3 separate regions of the Homo sapiens genome follow, and all the other regions are linked to region 3. Evidence: chromatin contacts called from ENCODE Hi-C or POLR2A ChIA-PET data. All regions are on one chromosome and are shown on one strand. Each heading gives the region's core, a stretch centred on a gene start or an enhancer-like site at or near the end of the contact. The rest is flanking DNA. Distances are from core to core; before and after follow the strand shown.

Region 1 (5,005 bases), core at 679-3,178, 140 kb before region 3:
CAAAAGCTTTCAAGACATCACGCATGGATTAGTTACTTAATAAGCAGTTTGTTGAATTAAAAGCCTTGGAGAGCACTGAGTCTGTTGCTCTCATGTTGCCAACAGGAAGTACAAGCCTAGCGAGTAGAATCTCTGAGATCTTATTGTTTGCTAGTGGCAGAGTCAGGGCTAAGATTCAGGCCCTGAATCTTTTCACACTCTTTTCACACTCCAAACAAACTCCCCATGCTCATGTAATGACCTAGAAGCTCTTCTAGTATGCCTTCCATAAAGCAATGGAGAGTACTGTCCTACAAAACAGGTGAAGAAGATGGTCCAAAACCTAGGACAGCAGTGCAGTGGTTATGTGTTAAGTTTCATGCTATAAGTCTTCATAGTCTAGTGTAGTGATGAGAGCCCCGGATCGAAGACCTTGGTTTAAAACTCATTAACAACTTAGGTAGGCAAACCCAGAGTACTGGACAAAAAGATCCCAAATCCCCTTCTAATTCCAGCATCTCCAGTTTTGATCTGAACATGACAAAATGCCATGTCTGTTTGAGGCAGTCGCATTTTCACTGGTGAACACTATGAACTACCAAGGAAACTCTCTCCCATATCCCCTATGTGCTCCCAGCAGAGCCCTGGCTCTGTGTGTCTGATGGGGTAAGGGCTTTTCCGCCATGATGTGTTTAAAAATAACTTTAGTTAGAATTTTTTCCTTGGATGTTTTAAAGCAAGAAGAAAAATGGCTGTGTTTATTTACCTCTGCCTGAGGTTGGAGTCTGCCCAGCTTGCTGCTTTCCTAGGTGGTCAGCGTGCCCAAGCTTGAGGATGGGATGATACCTTCCGTGCGGTGGCAGAACTCAATAGGTTCCTCCGAGCTTTACTGTTTCTCCGTCTTTGAATGTGATAAAATGAATTGTCAACCTGTTTTCACTCGTTGGTTCCTTGAAGTGATAGCTTTTTGTTGCATAGCCTGAGCCTCTTCTTGTGGAGGATGCTACATTTTGACTGGCTAAAGAAATATGGAGAAAGGTGAGGACAAAAACAAATTAGCAATAAAAACCAACACTAATTTCTGTTTAAAACTTTTGGGGAGGGAAAACAAAGCATTTAAGAAAATCATGTTGCTTAATACAAAAAAGCAACAATGAATTTCAATGATATGTAAATAAGTAACTATTTCAAATCACCAAATTACCCTTTTTAAATAAGGAAATATGTTTTTATTTCAGTTCTTTGGTACTTCAGAGTCAAAGCTAGAGCTCCTACCGTTCAAAATTTTTAGTGATTTATTTAAAGGTCAAGATATAGACATTATTCTAACCACTGAAACATATTTTTATTCCTTTCTGAATGTTGTAATCCAATTACATAGCAGTACATTTTATTAAATATATTCAGTTCAGTTCTGAAGAAAAACTGGTTTTATTATTTATAGCAATTATGTTTTCAAATGTCCTCCTTCAGAAGTAAACCTGGCAGTTTCCATTGAGTTTACCTTTTTAACAAATAATTCAGAATTTAATTACTAAATTTCATAAGGAACATAAAACTGAAAAATGTGAAAATTTAAGGTTTTGCTTCTGATGAAACATTTAGAATGAATCATCAGTTAGGTTTCCATTCAGCTGTACCCAGTGAAAAGCCCAAAGAAGCAGTGGCTTCAGTAAGTCAGTTTATTTTTTTCTCACAGGAGTCCAGGTGGGTACCTCTGTTCTTCTGCCTTACCTGCCTTCAGTTGCCTGTAGTTGCAAGAAGTATGGGCCACCTGCAGGGCCACACTTGCCTTTCAGAAAGGAAGAAGGGGCAGGGCAGAAGACAAAAGGATCAGATCAGCTTTCAGTGAGTCCTGCCAGAAACCCAAGTGACTTCCAAGTGCGTTTCATTGGCCACTGTAGTTGTGAGTACGGTGAGATTGAAAACAGATTTCCCAGCCTTCTTGCCTCACACCCCACCCCCAGTGCCAGAATCAGGGTTCTGTTAAGAGGAAAGAAAGAATATTGGGCAAGATGCTAACCCTGTCAGCCAACTTCCGAAGAGTGAGCATACACCTTTTCTGGAAGGGATTTCACCTTTCTGAAACTGATTTCAGATTTGAAAGGTGAAACTGAATTTTCACTTTTCTTAACTGATTCTAATTAATTTAAGATTTTTCTGTGACCCCTTTTGTTTGTTTTCTCCTCTGGGCCAAGAATCTAATCTTCCTGCTAGTAGGTGTACCTGTCTTGATTTTTCTGCTACATAGCTATCAGTTTGAGAGCAATTAAATATGCACATAGATATTGGTCTGTGGGATTGGGACTAGGCCACAAGGGCATGAACCACCCCCTTTATCTTTTGTGAAGACACCTGCCATTTGTGAGTAATTGATTTGCTCTTTTCATGGCCTTCACAGCACTACCTGACCTCAGATCAAAGGCAGTTGTGTTCAATAAATGCTGAATAAAAGATCAGACCGTCAGTGGGCAAAGCGTGGAGACAAGATAACCAGCTGTTTGATTATCTTGGAAGCAGGGTGAGAGAACACCATTCATGCATCACGATGAGTTTTCTGAACAGCACACTGACTTCCACTCAGTGTGGCCCCTGAAGTTCCATAAGGTGCTGAGAACTGAATGTGGTGATTTCAACAACCTCCTCCTTCCCAGCTTCACCCACAGTGTGTGAACTCTTTCCAGGTAGTCTGCTGGGCTCAGTGTTTTCCATCTCTGGATGAAGTTGTTGACAATGTATGTTTGGTTATCCAGTCTGCTTTCAAATATGGTTCTAGTTTTCCCTGGTAAAAATGAGGCTCAGACAGCACCATTTGTAGTCCCTTGATATCATTTTTATTCTTCATGTCAAGACCTCCACTAGTGGCCAAAAATGGCCCTGTTAGAAAAAGTTGATTTCTGGTTTTCTTCTGTTTACTTTTCTTTCCCTTCACTTTCTTTCAGGAATTTTGTCAAATTCCATCCTACAATTTCATTGAATCATTGCTTTTTACAAGTTGACTGTGTCCCCAACAGCAGATTTGCATTCTCTTTTCTCGGCAGTTCACCTATTTGCAATCTTGTTTCTCAGACACAGAAAGAATTGAAGTAAACACATCACCTAGAGAGACTTGCTGAGGGGGAACTGGTGCAGATGCACACCTGGCAGCCTGTTGGCATTCAGCCAGCAGCTCCTGTGTGAGGCCCTGTAACTGCTACTCACAGGCTCTCAGAAACTAAAGGAAGCATTCACTTGTATTAGTCTCTGGTATTTTCTCACACAGGTGGTCCCTGAGTTAAGAACATGCAATGGCACTCTCTCAAGGAGAGGAAGGAGCCAAAGAAGAAAGAGGTCCAAAGCAGAAAAGAGCAGACAGCTAAGAGTAGGTTCTGCTGCAGATGCTGGGCTGTTGGGCTAGATACCCATGGGCTAGTGGGTACAGGGTCTGCTCCCCTTGGCCCCAGGACAGAAGTCAAAACTCTGGTTAGGTTTGTAAGCCTTTAGTGATCTGGTTTCTGCTTACTTCTTTACTATTCAACCTCCTGCTCCCTCCTCCCCCTGCTCATTTCTAGCCACCCTTTTCCCTACCGCTACATACAACCTTCATGCCAGTGTCAGCCATATTGATTAATCTGATGAACCTTCATATTCTTCCATCATCCTTTAATCACATTTCCTATTTCCTCACCCAGCTGAATGTAATGAATCCTTCCATCCTCAGCTCTCATGTTCTTTCTCACAGAGGCCTGCATGAGGCCTCCTCTGCACTCCCATTGTGTCCTCATGCATCCCTATCATGGCCCTTGCCACATTGTCCTGCATTTATGTTTGTCTACTCTCCCACTAGATGGTAGGACTTTGAGGTTAGTGACCATCTATTATTCAGCTTTGTGAATATGGTATCTAGCATGGTGTGTGGCATATGCTCAGTACTAGTAAGTAAATTTGTGGATGGAACCAAAAGAAACTGGCTATGTTGTCAAATTTTATAGATGAATTTTTCATCTCTTGGGTTGAGATATATCTCCTGCTTGTCAAGCCTCTCCCTGCATGATTGCTTGTTTTTGTTTGTTTGTTTTGTTTTGTTTTCCAAGATAGAGTCTTGCTCTGTCGCCCAGGCTGGAGTGCAGTGGCGCAATCTTGGCTCACTGCAAGCTCTGCCTCCTGGGTTCAAGCAATTCTCAGCCTCTGCCTCCCAAGTAGCTAGGATTGCATGTGCCTGCCACCACACCTGGCTACTTTTTTTGTATTTTTAGTAGAGATGGGGTTTCACCATCTTGGCCAGGCTGGTTTTGAACTCCTGACCTTGTGATCCACCTGCCTCGGGCTCCCAAAGTGCTGGGATTACAGGCGTGAGCCACCTCGGCAAGGCCAGTTACTTGGTTTTAATGTCTATTTAGGGTTGGGCTGAGGTAGAGTAGAGTGGGGGAAGTTGCCGTGGAGTCAGGGAGGAAGATGATTGATTTTGGAAAAGGTTTGCATCCAGGTCAACAGGTCTCTGACACATACCAGCATAAAAATAGACCCATAGTTCTTATCAGTCTGCAGTCAGCCTATTTAGTGAAAGGTCAAGAGGCTTCCAGCATCAAGCCAGCTGAGCAATAATAAAAAGGTACAGATGACAGATTGAGGATAAAGGGAAAATGAACACATCTTAATCACACATCACATACTTCATGGGTTTCTCACCCATGGAACCACTGTTTGGCAGAATGCTTTCAATATGAATGTTGAATTTGTATAGTCACAATTCTTGTATTTTGCCCTCTCTCATATAGCAATCATACTTCTACTGAGGTTACCTGTTCCCACAGAAGGGTAAGAGTTTTAGAACTGAAACCATCCTTCTCCTTTGCTTCTAAACACCAGATTCTGTCACGATACCTTATACTGGGAATCATTCCAGTAAAATCACCCTGTTTACATCAGCTGGGTGTTCTGCTATAGGTACCAACTGGATGGACAGGCAAGTTCCTCTCCAGAGTTAATCTGTAGGGTTTACATTGCTCTCTCAGCTTTATGAAAGTACGAATATATCAGATTTCTC
Region 2 (4,485 bases), core at 920-3,419, 160 kb before region 3:
GTATGTCATGTAGAGAAGAATCCAGGTAGTTAATATCAACACTTACACATTTATGAGGGTTTGAGAAAATTCTTTACAGGTTGTTACTGGAATTAGGGTAACCAAATTTAATTGTCAGTGATCTGGCATAGGAGAGAAACTCTGTTTCTCTCTTTCTAATTCAGACTTTCTGAATTAGAAAAGTAGAAAGTAGAAAGAAATTGTCTACTTTCTAATTCAGACCGGCTCTCATCTCAAAGTCTATAAATATTAGAAGAGAGGGAAGAGACAAGACAGATGAAATTTGACCTTGGTAGAAATGGTTTATTCAGCAGTGGTAAGTTGACTTTTCAAGAGTTTTTATCCAGGAAAAACGAAGAAATTCACACTGAAGTCAGAGGCACACAAAGGTATTAGCAGTGAAAAAGGAACTGCAAAGCAACTGCAATAATTTTATATATATATATATATATATTCTTTATTATATAAATAGTGAATATTACGGAAATTAAGAAATTTTTAAAAATTATATAAAAGTTAAAAGTATTCATCTTATGCATATTATATTATTTAATTCCAGTTAATCCCTGCAGCATCCCTATTTATTGGGTGGTATGTTCCTCATTTCACAGATCAAGGAACCAGTGTTCATCAGAGGTCATGATCTGCCGGGGTCACCATTTTGGAAGTGGCAGAGTCAGACATCCACCTGGTCCCTGACCCATGGCCATGTGCAACTGCCACAGCACCTCATTTCTTCTAATTCACTTGGGAGGGGTGTGGTGGAGAGGACCGTGTTTTAAATAGTAGATTCCTTTCTGACTCTTCACAATTGATAGAGATGTAGAACGCTTTTGGCCTCCACAGTGTCATTCTATCTCATTTCTGAGGTTATTGATTAATAGACTTTCCTACATTGGAATATATATCAGGGTAAGCCTTTTGTCTCTTTATTATAGAGATTTGGTGTGTACATCCAGCTATAAAACTTTAACTCTAGAAGACAAGGCAATAAAAAAACAAAGTTATTCTCAGTGCCTTGATTGTGAGTTTTCTTACATCCTTTTTAATTTTATAAATATGCAATATCCTTTGTTATACCATTTATTGAGCATTTGGCTCTTCTAGGATATGTGCACAGACACATTTGATTAAAGCATTTGTAAAACAATAGCCATTGGTTACATGAAGTGAAAAGGAGAGGGTTTTCCTCTGAAACATTTTCTAGTTCAGTAGGTTTGGCCACCAGGTATAATTTTAAATGACCTGCAGGGCAGCACCTGCCATGCACCCATCACATTCTTCAGTGCTCATACAGTCAGGGTGGCATCAGCCTGCTTTGGGATCAGTAATAGTAATAATAATAGTAGTTGTGGTATTTATTGAGTTCAGACATATTCTGTACCCTTTCCACATGTTAACTCCTTTAATCCTTACAGCAGTGCTATGAGGTAGATAATAGTTCTTATTTGTAGATGAGGAAACTGAGCATGTAGAGGCAAATTAGCCTGCCCAAGATCCTCAGCTAGTGAGTGACAAAACAAGGACTTGAACCCAGGTTTGATTCTAGAGCCTACTCCCTTATCCACTGTGCTGTGCTCTCCTTCTCTTGTAGGCATAGGGATTGTGTGAGAAAAGACTTGCCAAACCAAACGCCTTTTCTTACCCTCTCATACGGCTTTAGTGATAATCATGTCTCGATATTACTCTGGTCTCCTACAGGTTTAGGCTTTGGTTGGTTTTGGCTGGGTGGTGACAGTCCTGTATACCAACAACTGGGGTGTTAAGAAATTCACATATTACAGTGACACTGTTAGTAGATATATTTGACTCTTAGAGAGCAAATGAACTCCCTGGGGAAATTTGGAGAGACTCCTGGCAGGGACACTGCCAAATATGAATTTGTTTTCTTCTGTTGTGTAGTAGAAAAAATAGATGCCTGAAATTTTTTTAGAGTTTCCTTGGTGGTTCTAGATCTCTTCCTGTGAAAACCAGTGATAATAACATTTGTCTTTCCTAAAACCTTGCTATTAGGAAAGTTCAAAAATAGATAAGTAAGCATTGAATAGGTATCATCTCATTTAATCCTCACAACAGCCTTCTCTTGTTATTTCTACTTTACAGATGAAATAGCTGAGGCTTAATGCTGGTAGTTGCACTGCCTAGGGTCAGGTGGCTAAGTAATGAGGGTGCTGACTCATGCCTGGGTCCATCTGACTCCAAAGTAGACACACTTGTCATTTTTTTTTTTTTTTTCCAAGACAGGGCTAGATCTGGAGAACAGAACTCTCCCCTCCCTTAAAAACAATGTGACAACATTCCTTGAGCAGAGTGTGCTAATCTCGGAGGATTTAGAGGATGTGCTGTCAGTGACTTCAGCTTTTCTAGTGGTTTAGCACGCCAACAGAGTTTTCTTTTTCCATTCTCTCATGTATGCATTCCAATACTAAAACCAGATGGAAACAAGGGAAAACTCTTAACAGAGGCTAGTGCCAAATATTTCATTTAAAAAGGAAACTCCATCTGTGTGCTCTCCCACCACACAGCCCACTGTTAAGAACAGGAGTTTTACAGCTCACTCACTTATGTTCGTTTTGATTAGTTTTGACTAATTGCAAAGGTAGAGCAAGTGGTGGTTAGGGAGATTGCAAACTAAGGCAGCTGTCCTTCTGGCATGTGGCTGGCAAGGCACTGTGTACCTGGCAGACATCCTAAACAGCAGCCTACCAAGAAGGCACTGTTTTAAGCCACATAGATGCATTCTTTGGGTGATTTTCTAGGTTAACACTTTGAGAAATTAGTGCACCTTTCTGTGGTAGTGAGGCTTTTGTCAGTAAGCTATAGTCAGAGGCACCTGTTGCTCCCTGGAAGAATTCCCACCCCAGTTATAGAAGAACACAGGTTAGGCAGAAGACTGACTTATGGTAAAACGCTGACTGTACTAGCTCTTCATGTCTTTGAAATTCAGTTTTCTCATCTATAAAATGGCATTAATATCTATATCCCTGCATTAAATTCACAGGGTATTTTGAAGAATAACTGAACTGTGTATATGTGTGTGTAATGCATGATATGTGGAAGGTATTCAGCTTTATGAGCAATACTATTATCTCATCATTAGTGGGATACTCACTATCCCACTAATGGTTCTTGCCACACAAAGATTGTTCATCTGTAGCTTTTTAAAAACATGTTAATGACCATACACCACCTTTACCCCCCAAAAAACCCATTGAAATAAAAATAATCTAATCGTAAAGTCTGCCTCTCAGGAACAGACTCAAGACATTTATAAGACAACAGCAAAAAGAAAAAACATGTTAATATGTATGTATGACAGGCATCCGTGACCCATGTCATGTGAAGCAAAATCACACGATAACCCAGACTTGGCCTTGGGGGTTTTCTCCCTCTCCTTCCCTACATTTTTTCCCCATTCCCCTCTGGTTTGCATCCTCTCCAGTCTGTGTCCCACTCCTGACAGGAATCTCAAGGTCATTCTGACCCGCCATTTTTAAACCAGTCTACTCTCGATTACCTAGATTCCAACATTGTTTTTCCCCAAAGCTAGAATATTAGGTGGCATCACACTGCTGTTCTATTTCAGAGTTGGAAAATTTCCACTCTAATGTCATGAATATTTGCACAATACTGGGTATATTGGGTGCAGAAGCCCTTTGTGTTTAGGCCTCTTTATCCTGCTTCACAGGGAGTTAGAACTGGGTTAGTCAATCGAAGTCCTGTCCCTGAAATGGGAGATGTTATTTTCCTACACCTATCTTTACTGGATCAAAAGAAAAATTAAAACAAAATAAAACAAAACGTTCTCTGAGGTCAGTCAAGTTCACTGTTGAGCAAACATCAGAAGTGGGAGAGGCTGATACAAATGCCTGTGGACCCAGCTTCTCAGCCCAGATCAGGTTCTTGTTTCTCCAGCTCTTTCCTGTTACCCTTCCTTTACATACACACACACACACACACACACACACACACACACAGAATGAGAACTGTACTAGCTCTGTCATGTCTTTGAAACTCAGTTTTCTCATCTATAAAATGGCAATAACTCACAGGGTATTTTGAGGAGTAACTGAACTATAGGTGCATATGTAATGCCTGATACATAGAAGGTACTCAGCTTCCATGAAGAAGAGACAGGGAGGGAGAGAGAATACGAATGACTGACATTTCCAGCTCAGTTCCAGTCATGCTAAACCATATGCAGAATTTTCCAGAAGAAACTATTAGCCACAAGCACAGTGAGGTTGCCAAGCTGTCCAATACCATAGAGAATAGACTACTAGGTAGTTACCGTGCTCTGAGCATGAGCATGTGCCCCCTCTGGCCTCCCATGTCATCTCTGTAATAGCACTTAGCATTGCTGGGCTTTGTCAGTTGGCTTTCTGTTTACTTCCATAGACTGTCAGCCTCTAGAGAGTAGAGACTGTTGTAGGTACCTCCTTTCTGTTCCCAGTGCTTTGATCACAGCATCCTTGTGGAACAAAT
Region 3 (4,714 bases), core at 358-2,857:
TGATGTCCTTGGTCATGTTGTGTTTTCTAAAGAAAAAAAAAAAATTCCAGCAGGTCTGGGATGACCGGGCACCTGGCTTCCCCAGATATTTACTAGATTTTAAACCAGCAAATTAAAGCTGTCGAGGGCCAGGCTCATGCACGTAATCCCAGCACTTTGAGAGGCTGAGGTGGACAGAACACTTGAGTCCAAGAGTTCGAGACCAGCTTGGGCAACATGGTGAAACCCCATCTCTACAAAAAATAGCCAAGCCTGGTGGTGCACACCTGTAGTCCCAGCTACTGAGGAGGCTGAGGTGGGAGGATCACTTGAGCCTGGGATGTTGAGGCTGCAGTGAGCCGTGATTGTGCCACTACACTCCAGCCTGGGTGACAGAGCAAGATCTTGTCTCAAAAAAAAAAGCTGTCAAGAAAATTAAATATAATGTGCATTTAAGCTCTATTACTACTATAGTGTAACCTGCCTTAACCCCCATTTTATTTTCTCCCTTGAGCCTCATCTGGAACCTTCCTTGAGCCTCATCTGGAACCTTCCTTGAGCCTCATCTGGAATTCTCCCTTGAGCCTCATCTGGAATTCTCCCTTGAGCCTCATCTGGAATCCTCATCAGGATTTCCAGAGTTGTACTTTCACTTCCCATCTCTCTCCCTCCCCTAAAGTTTTCTGCTACATTTTCTTCTTTCTGCTCATAAGTCATGACCCTGGGCATAACAGTGTCTGCTCCCGTGGTCCATCTCACTGGCCACTGATGGACATAGTTCGATGAGGCAAAGCTGCCTTGCCTCCTTCAGCACACAGGGACTAATGGACAGACCTACGTGATGCTGAGTTGTTTGCCGATGTGTATTATTATTGCTCTCACATTTTGTCTGTTAGACGTTTTAAATGCTACTGATTTTCTCAGAAAAAGTGAAGATATTTTTGTACATTATTTTCCTGTCTTTTGCATACTCAGCCAACCCAAGGATGCCTGTTTCTATGGCTCCCGGCCTCATCACACATCCAGACTTATATGTGTCAAGAGCTGGACAGGAATTTCTAGCCCTGCAAGTCCCAGGTGTCACTTGTCAACCTTAGATATGGAGCCTTTGTCCCACAACATTGTATCACAATTGCTTTGCCACTTTGTCAGATGACATGGAAAGAAGAAAAATGAGCCCTTGGGTTCTCTGAGCTTAACCCTGCGATTTAAAACATGGCTTGGATGATCCATAGTATCTGAAGAAAATCCCTTAATTGTAACACTGCATCCTTAGTGATTGAAGCCTCAAGCGTTCTGTTAGCTTTCCTTAAAACAATTCCTTTGTTTTACTGCCCCAGGAAGGTAAATCCGGTTTCTACTATTAAACATGTCATTTTATTCATAGTACAGTGGCTTCTTTCAGGGGATGTTTTGTGTTTTTAGACCTGGAGATACAGTGACTAATACTGGCAAACACATTTACATTGGTCCGAAACTTTCCAATACTGAAGGAGCCTTGGCATTTGAACAGAAGGAAAATAAGAATGTATGAATTGTGCCCTACCTGGCACCTCCTGGAGTGGAAAAATAAAACACAGCTCCTTTTAACAGGCATGGACGAGGACAGGGAGCCCCCTTGCGGTGATTTCCTGGAGGCAGCATTGCATTGTATTTAGGATGAAGACCTAGGTTCACCTGCCCTGCTGTGAAATCCAGCTCCAATTTTACCACGTGTGAGGCCTTGAGAACGTTACTGACTCTCTCTGTGCCTGTTTTCTTTCAAATGGGGGTGATCATTGTAAGGACTGATGAAATAATGAATGTAAAACCTTTAGCCCCGTGCCTGCCACATAAGGGCTCCATGTATGTCAGCTTGGCAGTGGGCTACTTCCCTGTAACGGACCCAGAACAAAGCAGTAAACTTTACAGGCCTGGATGCCTGCCGCACTGTGCTGCTGGCTGGTAGAACAGACAAACCCTCCTTAAATTCACGTAAGCACAGGGCACACGGGGCAGACATTATTGTACCGAGATGCACTCATTTTTATGGCCCAGGGATGAAGACCCCTTGACATTCCATAGATACCAGCTCTGGGATAAAGGAGAGACTCCTGGACTACAGGCGCCCAGTGTTGGGCACTTTCTGGAAAAAATTCCAAAAAGGCTAAATTCGCAAAAGAGAGAAGTGAGACAAATTGGCCTCCATGTCTGTCATCAACTATGGGGATGGAAATGAATGGTTTTATGATCTGGGAGATGATGTGACATGTCCTTTGGACAATAATTCATACTCCCCTTGAAAAACAATGTTTAAGGTTGTTATACAGATATATTGGTGTGATTCCAAAGATGCTGGGAAGGCCTTTCTCAAAAATAAGCCACTCCCAAATGACTTAAGTTGACAGTAATTTAAAGAGAACCATTTACTCCACAAACTGAACCTGGGTCTAGAATGAAAATAGCTCTAAGAGAAAAAAGGAAGTAACTAACATCTCACTAATGTGTAAATTTGTAATAACGTACCTTTTCTGGAAGCATCTTGAGGCGTTCAGCTAAAAGGAAGGTCTCAGAAATACTATGTTGTCAGCATACCATGTTCTCCCATATTTGCCATGATGCTATTAATGACCAACATTATTATTAGGTCATTTGTAAAGGACAGTCCAAGCAAGGGGGATCATGCTACTTATAACAGTGGAGCTGCCCCAACCAAAATCTCAAACTCTACTCCTCTATATATTGCACTGTGCATTACGCTCCTGCCTGGCCTCAAGTGATCCTCCTGCTTCCCATCCCAAAGTGCTGGGATTATAGGCATGAGCCATTGCAGCCAGTTTGCAAATTTCTTTTTGTAAAAGTAAATTAGCTAGGATCCTTTCTAGCAGAGAGCCTCCTGGCTTTGTCACTAGCTTTGTGTTCTTAAGCAAATGATACAGTTTAATCTGTATTTGGATCTTTGTGTTGCACAGGAAAATCGTCCCCACCCTGCCTGCCTCAGAGGCCTGGTGAGTGAAGTGGGTTGTGGAATGTGAAAGAGCTCTGGGAAGTCCAAAGTGCTGAGGAGGTGTGTATTACTCACTAAAACCTGCATCTTTCACTGGTCCCACTCAACATTTAGAGGATTCCCTTATCTACCACCACCCCTTCCCCTACAAGCTCATCCCTGAAGTACTAGATGGTATCATAACTTCCTTCTCCCCCTCAAAGGAAAAAACCTCATGACACTTGGACTCTATTTGCCAGCATGGGAAGTAGAACAAAGGCAATAGTAGAAGACAGTTCCAACCTGCTCGGGGAAAGAGACAGCTGGACTGGAGACCACCCCGGGGAGGGGGAGATTCAGAGCATTCCAGGGGTTGAGGGAGAGTGTGGTGCCAGACTGTCAGCCTGTACACAGTCCACCCCAGGGCCACTGACAACTCTTCAGAGTCTGACATACTGTTGGAGAAACTGATCTCTACCCACTTGGGAACAGTTATCAAAAACAACAAAATTTTAGAAAGCAGCCAGGGAGAGTGGACATCCTCTCCCCCAGCATGGGGACTGAAGTGAGGCACACTCAGGTCCTTACATCTGGTCACCTAATGTAAGAGTCACATAGAGGGGCCACAGCAATGGCCAAAGTTTTGGGAATTCACTGGGTAAAAGTGGAAGTAATGGTGACTCAGTTATCCCAGGGAGACAGGATACGCATGGAAAGATGCGATCCAAGGCCATCCTTTCAGGTAAAACTCGGCTCACCTCAACACCACTCCCTGAGAGCAGCACTGTCATCCTGACTAGGGAAGACCCAGCTGCCAGCTCTCTGCTGCCCTGTGGGGTTGCCCAGCCTGGCCTCACTTTCCCTGTGGAAACAGCAGAAGGAAGGACGGGAAGAAGGCGTAACTGTCTCCCCTCAGTCTAATGCTGAGCTGGTCTAAGCCGTCTACTTCATGTTTCTGCCCTCTGGCTCCCCCATGACCCTCCATGGTGGCTGAGCCACCCTCCCTACGTAAGGTTGCCCTTGTGCACCTACCACCCGCCCAATCTGCTGGATGTGGACACCACAGGTGGAAGGAGTGCGAACCAGTGGCCCCCCGCCCCAGCCAGGCTTCCTGCAGTTCCCTGTCCTGCTTCTCTCTTTGTTCAATTCCTCTCTGCTGAGGTGGGATGAGGGGAAGGAAGGCAGAAAGAGGCTGAGGTTTCCACATGAGGGGTAGATGGGAGCTCTAACGAACATTATCCTTACAAAGCATGAGCGGCAGGAAAGGGGAAGGAGGAGAAAGTGCTGAATCTACTTTGGAAGCCATTCAAACCCATCCAACAGTCTGTCAACAGATGACGGCTTCTAGCGCTTCCCACAGACCTTAATTCCATAAGCAAACCCACAAGAGACGTTGGCCTAAATTTTCATTCATTGATTGATTGATTTATTTATTTATTTATTTATTTATTTATTTGAGACAGAGTCTTACTCTTTTACCCAGGCTGGAGTGCAACGGCGCAATCTCAGCTCACTGCAACCTCTGCTTCCCGGGTTCAAGCGATTATCCTGCCTCAGTCTCCCTAGTAGCTGGGATTACAGGCACCCGCTGCCACGCCCAGCTTATTTTTGTATTTTTAGTAGAGACAGGGTTTCATCATGATGGCCAGGCTGGTCTCAAACTCCTGGCCTCAAGTGATCTGCCCTCCTTGGCCTCCTAAAGTGCTGGGATTACAGGCATGATCCACAGCGCCCAGCTCGCCTAATTTTTTATCGTGGGGTTTTCTTTAG

Evidence for each region. Hi-C counts contacts between places; a loop is a spot of excess contacts on that map. ChIA-PET counts read pairs that join two places held with the same protein, here RNA polymerase II (POLR2A). Pooled maps may share reads with other maps.
Region 1: a loop to region 3 is called in a map of GM12878, with 2.1 times the contacts of the local background. The contact joins two enhancer-like sites. A Hi-C loop is called at or near these places in 7 of 168 maps with a recorded cell type or tissue (Caco-2, GM12878, HepG2 and 3 more) and 6 of 50 pooled maps. POLR2A ChIA-PET finds 5 or more read pairs at or near these places in 1 of 52 experiments (BJ).
Region 2: a loop to region 3 is called in a pooled map, with 4 times the contacts of the local background. The contact joins two enhancer-like sites. A Hi-C loop is called at or near these places in 11 of 168 maps with a recorded cell type or tissue (Caco-2, HepG2, IMR-90 and 5 more) and 8 of 50 pooled maps. POLR2A ChIA-PET finds 5 or more read pairs at or near these places in 5 of 52 experiments (A549, BJ, Caco-2 and 2 more).

What each region holds. Positions count from the first base shown.
Region 1 is chr14:24,940,059-24,945,063 of GRCh38, reverse strand. The region is part of intron 2 of STXBP6 (syntaxin binding protein 6); the gene reads left to right. Among named protein-coding and RNA genes, the nearest start is that of STXBP6, 110 kb to the left of the region's middle. Within about 2 kb of position 1,928, at least 2 of the 41 ENCODE cell types and tissues checked have a DNase peak (open chromatin) inside an H3K27ac peak, as active enhancers do.
Region 2 is chr14:24,964,140-24,968,624 of GRCh38, reverse strand. The region is part of intron 2 of STXBP6 (syntaxin binding protein 6); the gene reads left to right. Among named protein-coding and RNA genes, the nearest start is that of STXBP6, 84 kb to the left of the region's middle. Within about 2 kb of position 2,169, at least 11 of the 41 ENCODE cell types and tissues checked have a DNase peak (open chromatin) inside an H3K27ac peak, as active enhancers do; they include heart right ventricle, where a contact is called at or near this core.
Region 3 is chr14:24,803,289-24,808,002 of GRCh38, reverse strand. No RefSeq gene overlaps it. Among named protein-coding and RNA genes, the nearest start is that of GZMB, 170 kb to the right of the region's middle. Within about 2 kb of position 1,607, at least 5 of the 41 ENCODE cell types and tissues checked have a DNase peak (open chromatin) inside an H3K27ac peak, as active enhancers do; they include heart right ventricle, where a contact is called at or near this core.